3 separate regions of the Mus musculus genome follow, and all the other regions are linked to region 2. A link is a contact called in ENCODE POLR2A ChIA-PET data. All regions are on one chromosome and are shown on one strand. The core of a region is the stretch at or near the end of the contact, and the rest is flanking DNA. Distances in the headings are between cores, read along the strand shown. Region 1 holds the start of Spsb2 (splA/ryanodine receptor domain and SOCS box containing 2). Region 2 holds the start of Ptms (parathymosin). Region 3 holds the start of Usp5 (ubiquitin specific peptidase 5 (isopeptidase T)).

The links. ChIA-PET counts read pairs that join two places held with the same protein, here RNA polymerase II (POLR2A).
Region 1: POLR2A ChIA-PET joins it to region 2 with 10 read pairs in embryonic stem cell. The contact joins the promoter of Spsb2 here to the promoter of Ptms in region 2. POLR2A ChIA-PET finds 5 or more read pairs at or near these places in 4 of 5 experiments (Patski and embryonic stem cell).
Region 3: POLR2A ChIA-PET joins it to region 2 with 42 read pairs in Patski. The contact joins the promoter of Usp5 here to the promoter of Ptms in region 2. POLR2A ChIA-PET finds 5 or more read pairs at or near these places in 4 of 5 experiments (Patski and embryonic stem cell).

What each region holds. Positions count from the first base shown.
Region 1 is chr6:124,807,490-124,810,905 of GRCm38, forward strand. Spsb2 (splA/ryanodine receptor domain and SOCS box containing 2) reads left to right here and starts at 1,429. Exons shown (of 3, transcript NM_013539.2): 1 at 1,429-1,541; 2 at 1,738-2,480; 3 at 2,780-3,127. The coding sequence starts at 1,817. The coding sequence ends at 2,910. It overlaps Tpi1 (triosephosphate isomerase 1), which reads right to left. Exons shown (of 7, transcript NM_009415.3): 7 at 3,097-3,416.
Region 2 is chr6:124,916,035-124,919,767 of GRCm38, forward strand. Ptms (parathymosin) reads right to left here and starts at 1,912. Exons shown (of 5, transcript NM_026988.2): 1 at 1,526-1,912. The coding sequence starts at 1,570. A230083G16Rik (RIKEN cDNA A230083G16 gene) reads left to right here and starts at 829. Exons shown (of 2, transcript NR_152158.1): 1 at 829-1,148. It overlaps Gm38896 (a long non-coding RNA gene), which reads left to right and starts at 3,556. Exons shown (of 2, transcript XR_869424.3): 1 at 3,556-3,733.
Region 3 is chr6:124,827,840-124,831,173 of GRCm38, forward strand. Usp5 (ubiquitin specific peptidase 5 (isopeptidase T)) reads right to left here and starts at 1,645. Exons shown (of 20, transcript NM_001326594.1): 1 at 1,446-1,645. The coding sequence starts at 1,556. Cdca3 (cell division cycle associated 3) reads left to right here and starts at 2,337. Exons shown (of 6, transcript NM_013538.5): 1 at 2,337-2,434; 2 at 2,664-2,811. The coding sequence starts at 2,692.

The DNA of each region.
Region 1 (3,416 bases), core at 179-2,678, 110 kb before region 2:
GGAACTGGAACTTATGCACATTTGTGAGCTTCCACTTGGGAGTGGGAACCTGAACTGGGTCCTCTGCAAGAGCAGCCGTGCTCTTAACTGCTGAGCCATTTCAGCAGCCTCACATCAGAATTAAGTTAAAATTAGCCGGGTATGAATCATACCCTTAGAATCCTAGCATCTGAAAGCAGAGCTAAGAGAAACAGGGATTCAAGACCAGCTCTTGGCTACAGAGCCCGTCCTGTCCTAGGATGGGCTACAAGAGACTATTTCAAAGCCATCCAAACAACAATAACTACAACAACAACAAGGTTAAAATTAGGCTGGGCACAGGGTACACACCTTTAATGCCAACACTCAGGAGGCAGAGGCAGGCTGATCAGTGTGAGTTTGAGTTCAACGTGGTCTACATAGGGAGTTCTAGGCCAGCAGAGGTTACAGTCTCTCTCTCTCTCTCTCTCTCTCTCTCTCTCTCACACACACACACACACACACACACACACACACACACACACACGGTGGCATTATGGGATTTTTTTGGGATAAGGTTTCTCTGTCTAGCCCTGGCATAGATTCACTCTGTAGACTAGGCTAGCCTTGAACTCAGAGATCCGCCTGCCTCTGCCTCCCAAGTGCTGGGATTATAGGTGTTGCACCACCACTGCCCAGCCACTTTGGGATTTTTGAACTGTTATCAAGAGGCTTTCGAGGAGGTCAAACTTCAACAGCAACCTCTCCATGATAATGTAGCTAATGATCAAACGACACTCAAAACTAACCCTTAAAGCACACATCCACCAGACAGCGTGCCCACTCGTAGTTCCATTACTCAGGAGGCTGAAGCAGGAGGATGAAGGACTAAGGCTTCAGCAACCTAGGGAGCCGCAGGGGACAGTAGTCTCAATCCCTACATTCTCCTGAACACAGGAGCAGGAGTTCAGGAAGGGTGTCAAGGCCGCTTACTGATCTTAGGGCCTCAGGAATGACTAGCTCAGGCAGAGAGAGCAAAGGTCTCCAGTGGAGAAGTCTACACACACACACACACACACACACACACACACACACACACAGAATCCAAGGCGATGACGTCATCAAAGGGTTAATTCTAGTCTGGGATGGGGGGGAGGGTGGGGCACGCAGCTGTCAGGTGGCTTTGGAAAAATAAACTGCTGAAGAGTCTGACGCCAGGGAGTCCTGGGAGGGACAAGAGGTTACCCACTCAAAGAGTGTGCTCCACAAAGCATGCGCGCTTGTCCACGTCTGGAGTCGTCACTTATTTTTTGCCTGGATTCTTTGTAGCCGGTGGGTTCTCAAGGCGGTAAGTGGTGTGGCCGCCGTGGTCTGGGAGGTGACGATAGGGTTAATCGTCCACAGAGCCCAGGGGCGGAGCGCGGGCGGGCGTCCGCAGCCCCGCTGGAGCCGGAAGCAGTGGCTGGTCAGGGGCGCTTCTAGCCTTCCCTATCTGTACTTCCACAGAGGTCTCTGCGAGCTAGGGGGACAGTGAGGTGCGGGGTAGGGGCCCGGCGTTAGAGCCAGCAAGGGGACGGTTCACGGTAAGGTCTGAGGGAGAGAGAGCTCCTGAGAAACTTGGGGGGCGCGACACAGATAGGGTGAAAGCAGAGTGATAGACCTGGGATGGTTAGGGGACCAAGGGAAGACCAGGCTGGTTGGCATACACCGGTGAACGGATGGGAGTCCTAGGGAAAGATGATGCGCCTAACAGTCCTTTCTGTCTCCACACCACTCCAGGGGACGATCCGGAGCTCAACTTTCAAAAGCGAGACGCCCCAGCAAGCCTGTTTTGAGAAGTTCTTCAGCGGCTCTCCTCATGGGCCAGACGGCCCTGGCAAGGGGCAGCAGCAGCACCCCTACCTCGCAGGCTCTGTACTCGGACTTCTCTCCTCCCGAGGGCTTGGAGGAGCTCCTGTCTGCTCCCCCTCCTGACCTGGTTGCCCAACGGCACCACGGCTGGAACCCCAAGGATTGCTCCGAGAACATCGATGTCAAGGAAGGGGGTCTGTGCTTTGAGCGGCGCCCTGTGGCCCAGAGCACTGATGGAGTCCGGGGGAAACGGGGCTATTCGAGAGGTCTGCACGCCTGGGAGATCAGCTGGCCCCTGGAGCAAAGGGGCACACACGCCGTGGTGGGCGTGGCCACCGCCCTCGCCCCGCTGCAGGCTGACCACTATGCGGCGCTTTTGGGCAGCAACAGCGAGTCCTGGGGCTGGGATATTGGGCGGGGAAAATTGTATCATCAGAGTAAGGGCCTCGAGGCCCCCCAGTATCCAGCTGGACCTCAGGGTGAGCAGCTAGTGGTGCCAGAGAGACTGCTGGTGGTTCTGGACATGGAGGAGGGGACTCTTGGCTACTCTATTGGGGGCACGTACCTGGGACCAGCCTTCCGTGGACTGAAGGGGAGGACCCTCTATCCCTCTGTAAGTGCTGTTTGGGGCCAGTGCCAGGTCCGCATCCGCTACATGGGCGAAAGAAGAGGTGAGATACGGACTAGGTGTGGGGAGATCACTACTCTTGGCAATGGTTTGGGCTGGAAACTCATGGTTGGAGCACAGGAAGTAGGCTTCTTGTCACTTTGGCCTGTCACTTAGATGGCCTTGGATCTAGCTTCACTCCCAATCCCTATTGGATGTGATGCACAAATTCAGAGCCTTTGGGTCTCCCTCAGCTGAGGTGGCGGTGGAAATGGAGGAAGAAGGAAGGGTGCCTGAGCAGGATCTCAAGTTCAAGGATGCCTGGAGTTGCTTACTTACCTTGTCTTCCTTCTCTCTCCGCAGTGGAGGAACCACAATCCCTTCTGCACCTGAGCCGCCTGTGTGTGCGCCATGCTCTGGGGGACACCCGGCTGGGTCAAATATCCACTCTGCCTTTGCCCCCTGCCATGAAGCGCTATCTGCTCTACAAATGACCCAGTAGTACAGGGTGTGCTGGCACCCTACCGTGGGGACAGGTGGAGAGGCACCCGCTGGCCTAGACAACTTTAAAAAGCTGGTGAAGCTGGGGGGGGGGGGCTGGACCCCTTCACCTCCCCTTCTCACAGGAGCAAGACATATAGAAATGATATTAAACACCATGGCAGCCTGGGACAAAGAGGTTTTTGAAGTAAAAAATGAGATGTATTGTCACAACCTGTTTCATTATTGTTTTTTGTTTTGTTTTACACTCCCCCACCCCAGGCTAGAGCCCCATCACTGTCTTAAGGAATTATGACAACCCACAAAGCTCAGGCCCAGGTGTTTATTTCCCTTACATGTAGGATGGTTCACAAACACAATACAGGGGCTTTGGCACCGTGGGGGAGGGGACTATCCCAGGCCTCTTAGGGTCTCATGTATACCGAATTCAGACCCGAAAGCTCTGAATTTCTGCATCAGACATCCAGTAGAACTTGGGAGTGAAGCTAGAGCCAAGGCC
Region 2 (3,733 bases), core at 662-3,161:
TCTGTCACATGGTGGGTTTGGGCACTTGTATTACCAGGTGGGCTTTCTCATACACTCCCGGGCCAGGCAGGAACTAAGTCAGCTTAGCATGAGCCAGGCCCTGGCCTGAGTTTTCTACTGCGGTTGATGGAGGGGTGAGGGGAAGGGAGAGAGAATACCAGAGACCAAAGTCCACAGGGTTGGCCCCTCTCCTCCTGGGTCCTGTCCTGGTCACTGTCCTTCCATGATCTCTTGTCCAGGAGGGTATGTGACCTGCCCCCAGCTGCTAAGCAGCTCTCTGGCCTCTCCAGGGGCACAGAAGCTCACCCAGGCTAACACCAACTCACACATCTGCAGGGGAGCACCCACTCACTCTGTAGACACATGGCCCAATGTTTGGGCATTCTGGCACAGTCTCACAGGAGCACACTGTAGCCACTCACAAAGCAACAACATGCCTCCAGGACATCTCAGTCAGTCTCCGCATGCACACATGTAACTGACACGGGCGGTCCCACACACTCGCTGGATCTCAGACATACAAAGACGCCTACTCGGTGAAGTCACATGCCACCGCACAACCCACCGGAGGGCCACACAGGCACACCTTATCAGATCTCACATGTCCCCTCTTCCCACTGCCTTTCATCCTATCAGCTCCCTCCTTCCACTTGGACCTCGAGAACTATACTGCGCCCCCCCCCCCAAAAAAAAAAGACTGGGCTCCCAGCCCCCAAGCCTGGCCGCATTAATTTCCCTAAGCGGCACTCCGCAGTTTCCCTGGGGAAATTAGAGGAAGGCTGAAAGAGAGACAAGGGCAAAGGGATGAGGCCGGGAAAGGCAGCTGCTGAGAGCAAAGATAGCTTGACGTATGGTCAGGCGATGCTGAGCTCCAGCTTTTTCGAAGGCTCGTTTCTCCGTCTTTCTGATTTTTAGAAATTCAACATGAGGGGAGGCGATAATGGAAAAAAAATGGAAATCGGTAGTAGAGGAAGAACAAATGAAGATGGGCAAAAAATTTTTTTAAAAATTAAAAAGGGGGGGTGGAGAGGAGCAGCCCTTCAGGGACGAGGACAGACGGTCGGGCGGCAAGGGGAGGAGCCGAGGAGTAGCCTCCCGGGAGAGTCCTGTTTACACTTGAGGATCCCAAACCGCTTAGCAGAGGAAAGGTGAGGTCATAGTGGCAAGAGACCTGGGGGCTCGGCTCGGACATGGGGCCCGGGAAGCTAGAGGCGCCGCTCTCCGACGAGAAGGCGGACCGGGCAGAGGCGGGCGCGGCAGGCAGGGCACGAGAGGGGTGGGGATGGCGGGGCCGGGCGCAGGCCGGGCGGTGAGGCCCGAGCCACGGCGCGCTGGGCCGCTAGAGGGCGCCGGTGGTGCCGAGCGGGATAGGCAGCGCCGGGCTCCGAGCGGGGGGAGGGCGCAGCGGGGTCCGCGGGGACCGGGCGCCAGGGCCGCTCGGGGCCGTCGGGGGCGACCGGGCGCGAAGGACCGCGCCGATCCCGGGGCCGCCCGGGTGCCGCGCCGCCGCCGCCCCTGCCCGTACCTTGGCACTCAGCTCGGCCGCTGCCTCCACGCTCTTCTCCGACATGGTGCCGGGGCCGGGGCTGGCAGGGAGCCGGGGTCCCGGGGCCGAGGCGGAGGAGCCCTGGACGGCGGAGGGTGGCCGCGGCCGGAACTTGGCGCGGTGGCGGCGGCGGCAGCGGCAGCGACGGCCGCTCGGCAAGCTGGCTCGCTGCAAGAGGCGGCAGAGGCGCGCGGGGTGGGGCGGGGGTGGGTCCCGAGCAGAGACCCGCAGGGCTGCGGCCGTCCGGAGGGCGGGCGGGCGGGCAGGCGGGAGGACGATGCGGGCGGTGGCCGGCGCGCTCCGGTCGCGGTCGCTCGGTCTTGCTCGCCGCCCCCGCACCAGCAGAGCTGCCGCCGACCAGCCGCTGCCGCCCCCGGGAAGGGAACCCGCTTTTAAGGCGGCGCTGCCCGACGGGAGGGGCTTCCCAGGGGTGGGGCAGGCGAGAGCGGGGAGGAGAGGAGAGGGGAGGGGGATGAAAGAGGAGGTTGGAGAGGTGGGGATAGGAGGATGAAAGCGAAGGGCGGGAGAGCGAGCGGGACAGGAGGAAGGACGAGACCGGGCGGGGGAATGGAGAGACTGACGGTTCGGGAGCGAGCGGAGTGGGGCGAGGAGGTGGGAAGGGGTGGGGTTCCTGCGGGGAGACACCGCTCCAAATGCCAGCCTACTGCCTGCAAGCTGGAGTCTGGCTCCTGGGGGCGGACTGGCCAGACTCCTGCTGACCTCCTCCTTTTAGCCCTGGGATTTTGCTAAAGTGGGGGTGCAGGGAGTGGGGCTGTAGATGTAGAGGCTGGGCAGGTATTTGAGAAACCAAAAGCTGAAAGGAGAGGAAGAAGGCTGCAGAGCCACTTCCATTTCTCGCTCCTGTCCGCCTTCTCTAGGTGGCCTTGAGGAGGAAAGTGAGAGTACAAAGGACAGCCTGGGCCTCTCGGCTGGACTTGACATTTGTGGTCCTTGTCGGGTTCCTTCCAGTCTGTTTCGGGGGATGTGAGGGGCCCTCTGATGTTCTCGTCTGCCTCTTTATTCTTCTCTCCTCTTACCTGTCTCACCTCACTTAATTGCCTGGTTCTTGTGTTTCTCTTCACCTCTTCATTCATATAGACCGAGACCCCTCCCTTACAACCATCTACATCTCTTATGTCTCAATTTACTTTGCTCCAGATAACACTGTTTTCTTACCTGATTATCACCTGGCCCTATAAACTTAGCTAATTTTCAACTCTTTCCGATTGTCCTTGTACATTTTCCCTCTCGTAGCTCTTCTCTGTCTTCCCCCCAGTCTTTCTGAATTCAATTGTCCTTTGCACACACGGGCCCAGATACGGGGTTCCTTGTCCTCAGCGCCTCACCCCTAGGTTCAGAATCTTTAGATAATTTTTTGAGAACCCTAAGATTCAGAAAGAGACGGGCTGGCCTGTCAGTCTGAGGCCCGAACGGTGGATGAAGAAGAAGGCTGGGCTTTGGGAAAAGATTGTCTTTGGGGTGTGTGTGTGTGTGTGTGTGTGTGTGTGTGTGTGTGTGTGTGTGTGATCTGTCATTATTACCCCTCACCTTTTCCTAATCATTTTTATTTCCTTAATAAAAAACATCACCTTTAGCCAGATGACCTATTCAGCACTTGGGAAGCTGAGGCAGGAGGATTGCCATTAGTTTGAGGGCATCCTGAGCAATACATCTTGCCCCTTCCCGACCCCCCCCCCCAATTAGAAAAAAAGGGAAGCCATTGTTGGTCTTCCATCATCATTTAGCATGTGAGCGTGTCAACACACCATCGTTTGATCTCTCATACACATCTCCTGGTTTCTCTGACTCTTAATTCAGTTTCTTCGTCTCATAAATCTTTGCGCCCCACCCTGGTTTTTCCTGGCAGGGTTCGGTCCACCTTTTCTCTGAGATCTCTCCATTTCCCCTTTTCAATGCGCTTCTCAGACTTCAGTGACTGATGTCTATAGCAATCTCTCACCATATTCCATCTCTGTACCCTTTCTTGCTTCATTTATCTCCCCTCCCTCACCCCATAACGCCCCCCCCCCCCCAAGCCTCGCTCCCTTTGGGTTGGTCTCTTTCCTCTCCCTCCCGCCTTCTTTTTTCTCTGCCTTCTCTACTCCACCTCCCAGCCCCGCCTGCTGTCTCGGACACCCTGCTGGGCTCTTACCCTGTTGCCCTGGTAACCGCCCTCAACTCCGGTCA
Region 3 (3,334 bases), core at 395-2,894, 88 kb before region 2:
CTACGTCAAGTAGGCTGGAGAGCCCTTGCCTCAGAATGAAAAAGGGAAGGTGCTGGAAAAATTACAAAACAAATAAACAAACAAAAACATTATTTTCCAGTCATATAAAGTACCAAGGAGAGACAAGAACAACTGTCTTGTCTTTAAGTGTAAACACTGACCCACTGATTTCTACCTTTCGTCCCTGGGAGGAAGGTGAGAACACTCAAGTAACTCTTCAGATGAAAATAAAAGGTGCTGGCTTCATCGCTGGTGGAAAACCGTGCCGGGCAATCATCCTTTACTTCTACTAAGGCCAACCTGAGAGAAGCAGAGCTTATCTGGGGCGCTGATCAAAGCCCAGCAAACCAAGCAAAGCACAAATCACAGGACTGGTCCTGAAGTGGGCATCACATTATGCTGCTATACTTGGCACTGGGGATGCATTAATGAAGCCTTTCCAGTCTGACTTGCAGTTTTCAGGCCATGAGCTGGTCTGGCTTAAAGCTCTGGGCAGGGCCCAACAACCGCTAGAGGGGAGGGGTGATGAAGGGGGCGGATCCCAACCAAACTGCGGCCCTTTCAGTTAGGGCCTGAAGGCTCCTCTCTGGCTGAAGATGACACAGGAAGGCAGAACTGCAGGAAGGGAGGTACAAGGTGGAGCCTGCAGAACGTGAAGCACGGTGTGGGTGGCGGCTTTGTCTAACTAGACAAGAGTGGGAGCAAGACGAGAAAGGGGCCTTAGCATCCTCCAAAGAAACCCTTTCTAAGGAATACTTGAGAGAGGGGTTGTCTCGGCAACCTGTGAAGGACGGAGGAATGGGAGGGGTCGCGGCTATAGTTCACTTCAAAGGAAAAAACGACTAGAACTCTCCATTGGGTATTTTTCCTCCTCCCTGACCAATGGCCCACCTCCTCATCCCCTGTCCAAATTAACCACTAGTGGAGGCTATTTAACTCAGTGTTTCTCTAAATCGGACTTCTTCACAGATTGGCATCCTCTTCCAGACTAGAAGCTGCAGGATACATACCTTCCCAATCTCAACCCTTGCCCTGAACAGCGGGGAGTCGCCCCTACTCCTCCCACATGAAACTACAAAACCCGGAGAGCCCTGCGCAACGTGCAAGGCCACATTCAAGGGTTTTTCTGGGAGTCGCCTGGGGGATGTAGTTCGCCGTACGGGTTACAATTCGAACTTAGAATAGGAACTAGGGACATGGCCAACTACAATGCCCATAATGCTTCACGAGACCAGGAGTGGGCAAGGCGAGAGCTGTAGCTTCCGGGAGTGGTAGTCATACTACAGCTACAGAGAATGAAAAGCAAAAGCAGAGAGGTATGGAGAAAACTACAAGTCCCAGGGTGCATCGCAAGGAGGCGGTAGCCCAAGGTTTGCAGGCCTGGCCGAATGACCAGGGCAATGGAAGGAAGTCGTGGTCGTCGCGGGCGTGGGGAATGGGCTTACCGGCGTGTCGAAAGAGAAAGCGCACTCGTCTTTATGGACCCGGTCTCCCGCCTTGGGGACACGGATCGTCGGTAACACTGACAGCAGCGCCTCTTCACTCAGCTCCGCCATGACACCGGCAGCAGCTCCTCCTCACACAGCAGCTCCCACTGTACCTAGTACCGCCCCCCTCCGTCTCTCGCATCCAATGAGCGCGACTCAGTGTGCGCATGCGCTAAAGGCAAGACGCGCGAGATCGGCAGTTGGACCCAGCCTGCCTCCTGGCGCTCCACCCTCTGCCCCCACTCAGCGAATACCAATAAAAAGCGCCGCGGGTACAACTGATGGCCGAAAGGACCAATCCTGCTCTCCCAGGGCAAGTGCTCATGTGGCGGTTCCAGGAGGGCTGGGAGTTGCAGGAGCTGTGATTCAAGGACTCTAGAATGCCTTACGTGCAGAGCAGAAACTGTGAATTGTTTAAACGCATTGATTACTGAAACTTTGCCAAGGACTCGTCCAATCAGAAAGCACTTGTCTTGGTATTTGAAAAGCAGTAGTCAATGAGGCGATTTTGAGAGATGCGTGATAACTCCGTCAACCAATAAGGATGGCTGTTTCGCTTTAGACAAACCATATTAACTCCGTCTCCAGCTGGCTTTGTGCATACAGTCTGATAACTCATTCTATTTTGTTTAATGAAACAGAAAGGCCGAGTGGCACCCATCAAGTCCACCGCTGTCAGGCTGATACTAAACAAAAGTCCCCAGCTCACGGAGCCACCACCGGAGGGCAAGCCAGTCCTCAGCCCATTGGCCAGTCCTCATGATAGACATCCTTCAGACCAATGGCTTTCTGCTCCGGAAGGCGCATTTTCCACAACTGGCCTATGAGAGTCTGCTTCGGCTTAGCCAATAGGGTCGGGGCAGGGGGCGTGGAGGGAAGTTTGAAACTCCGGGCTTTGGGAGTTATTTCTCTAGCTGGTGTTCGGGCAGAGGTCGAGCTGGGGCCCGGTAAGTAATGTGAATGAATTAGTGGTTAAATACGAAGGCTCCCGCAGACCTGACTGCTCTGTTAAAAATCTCCATTCGTTATCCTTGCAGAGTTCTCTGGGCTAGCGACCCGGAGGTTCCTCTGCTGGAAGCTGGGAAGATCGGGTGGGTATGGGGTCAGAGGTCCGACACGGAAGCAGTAAGCTCTGAGTCTCTTCTGACGGACGTCCCTTCCTCTGCATCTGCACAGCCGGGCCCCGTCCCCAGCCCCAGTGGAGATGGGTTCGACTCAGAGCGTCTCAGGCACTCCAGCACGGCCTCTGCCACGCAACAAGCAAGTGGCTCGAGTAGCAGACCCTCGTTCACCTAGTGCTGGCATCCAGCGCACTCCTATTCAGGTATACTGGGCTGGGCTGGGGAATGCAGGGAGGCTGTCTGGATGCGGGCCTCTGCCTAGCTTGTTTACATGAGCCCTCATTCCCACTGCCACTGGAACCCTACTTTCTCCATCCCTCCCCCTTTTATTATTTATTTTTGAGGCTCTAATATAATCTTGTCATATCTGCCTGTCCCTCCCTCCAAACCCTTCCGTATACCCCTCCTTGCTGTCTTTCAAATACATGATCTCTTTTTTCATTAGCTGACTTTCTGCCTTTTTTTTTTTTTTTTTTTTTTAAAGACGGGGTCTCACCATGTAGCCCTGTCACAATGGAGACCAGGTTGGCCTCAAACATATAGAGATCCTCCTGCCTCCCAAGTACTGAGATAAAAGGCATGTGCCATTACCGTGCCTGGCAACTTTCTGCATTCTTTAACCTGCACTGGGCAGTCGCAGGTCTGGCTAGAAATATGGGGAGGAGATAAAGGTCAGGGCCCAGACTTTTTTTTTTTTTTAAAGATTTATTTATTTATTTTGTATAT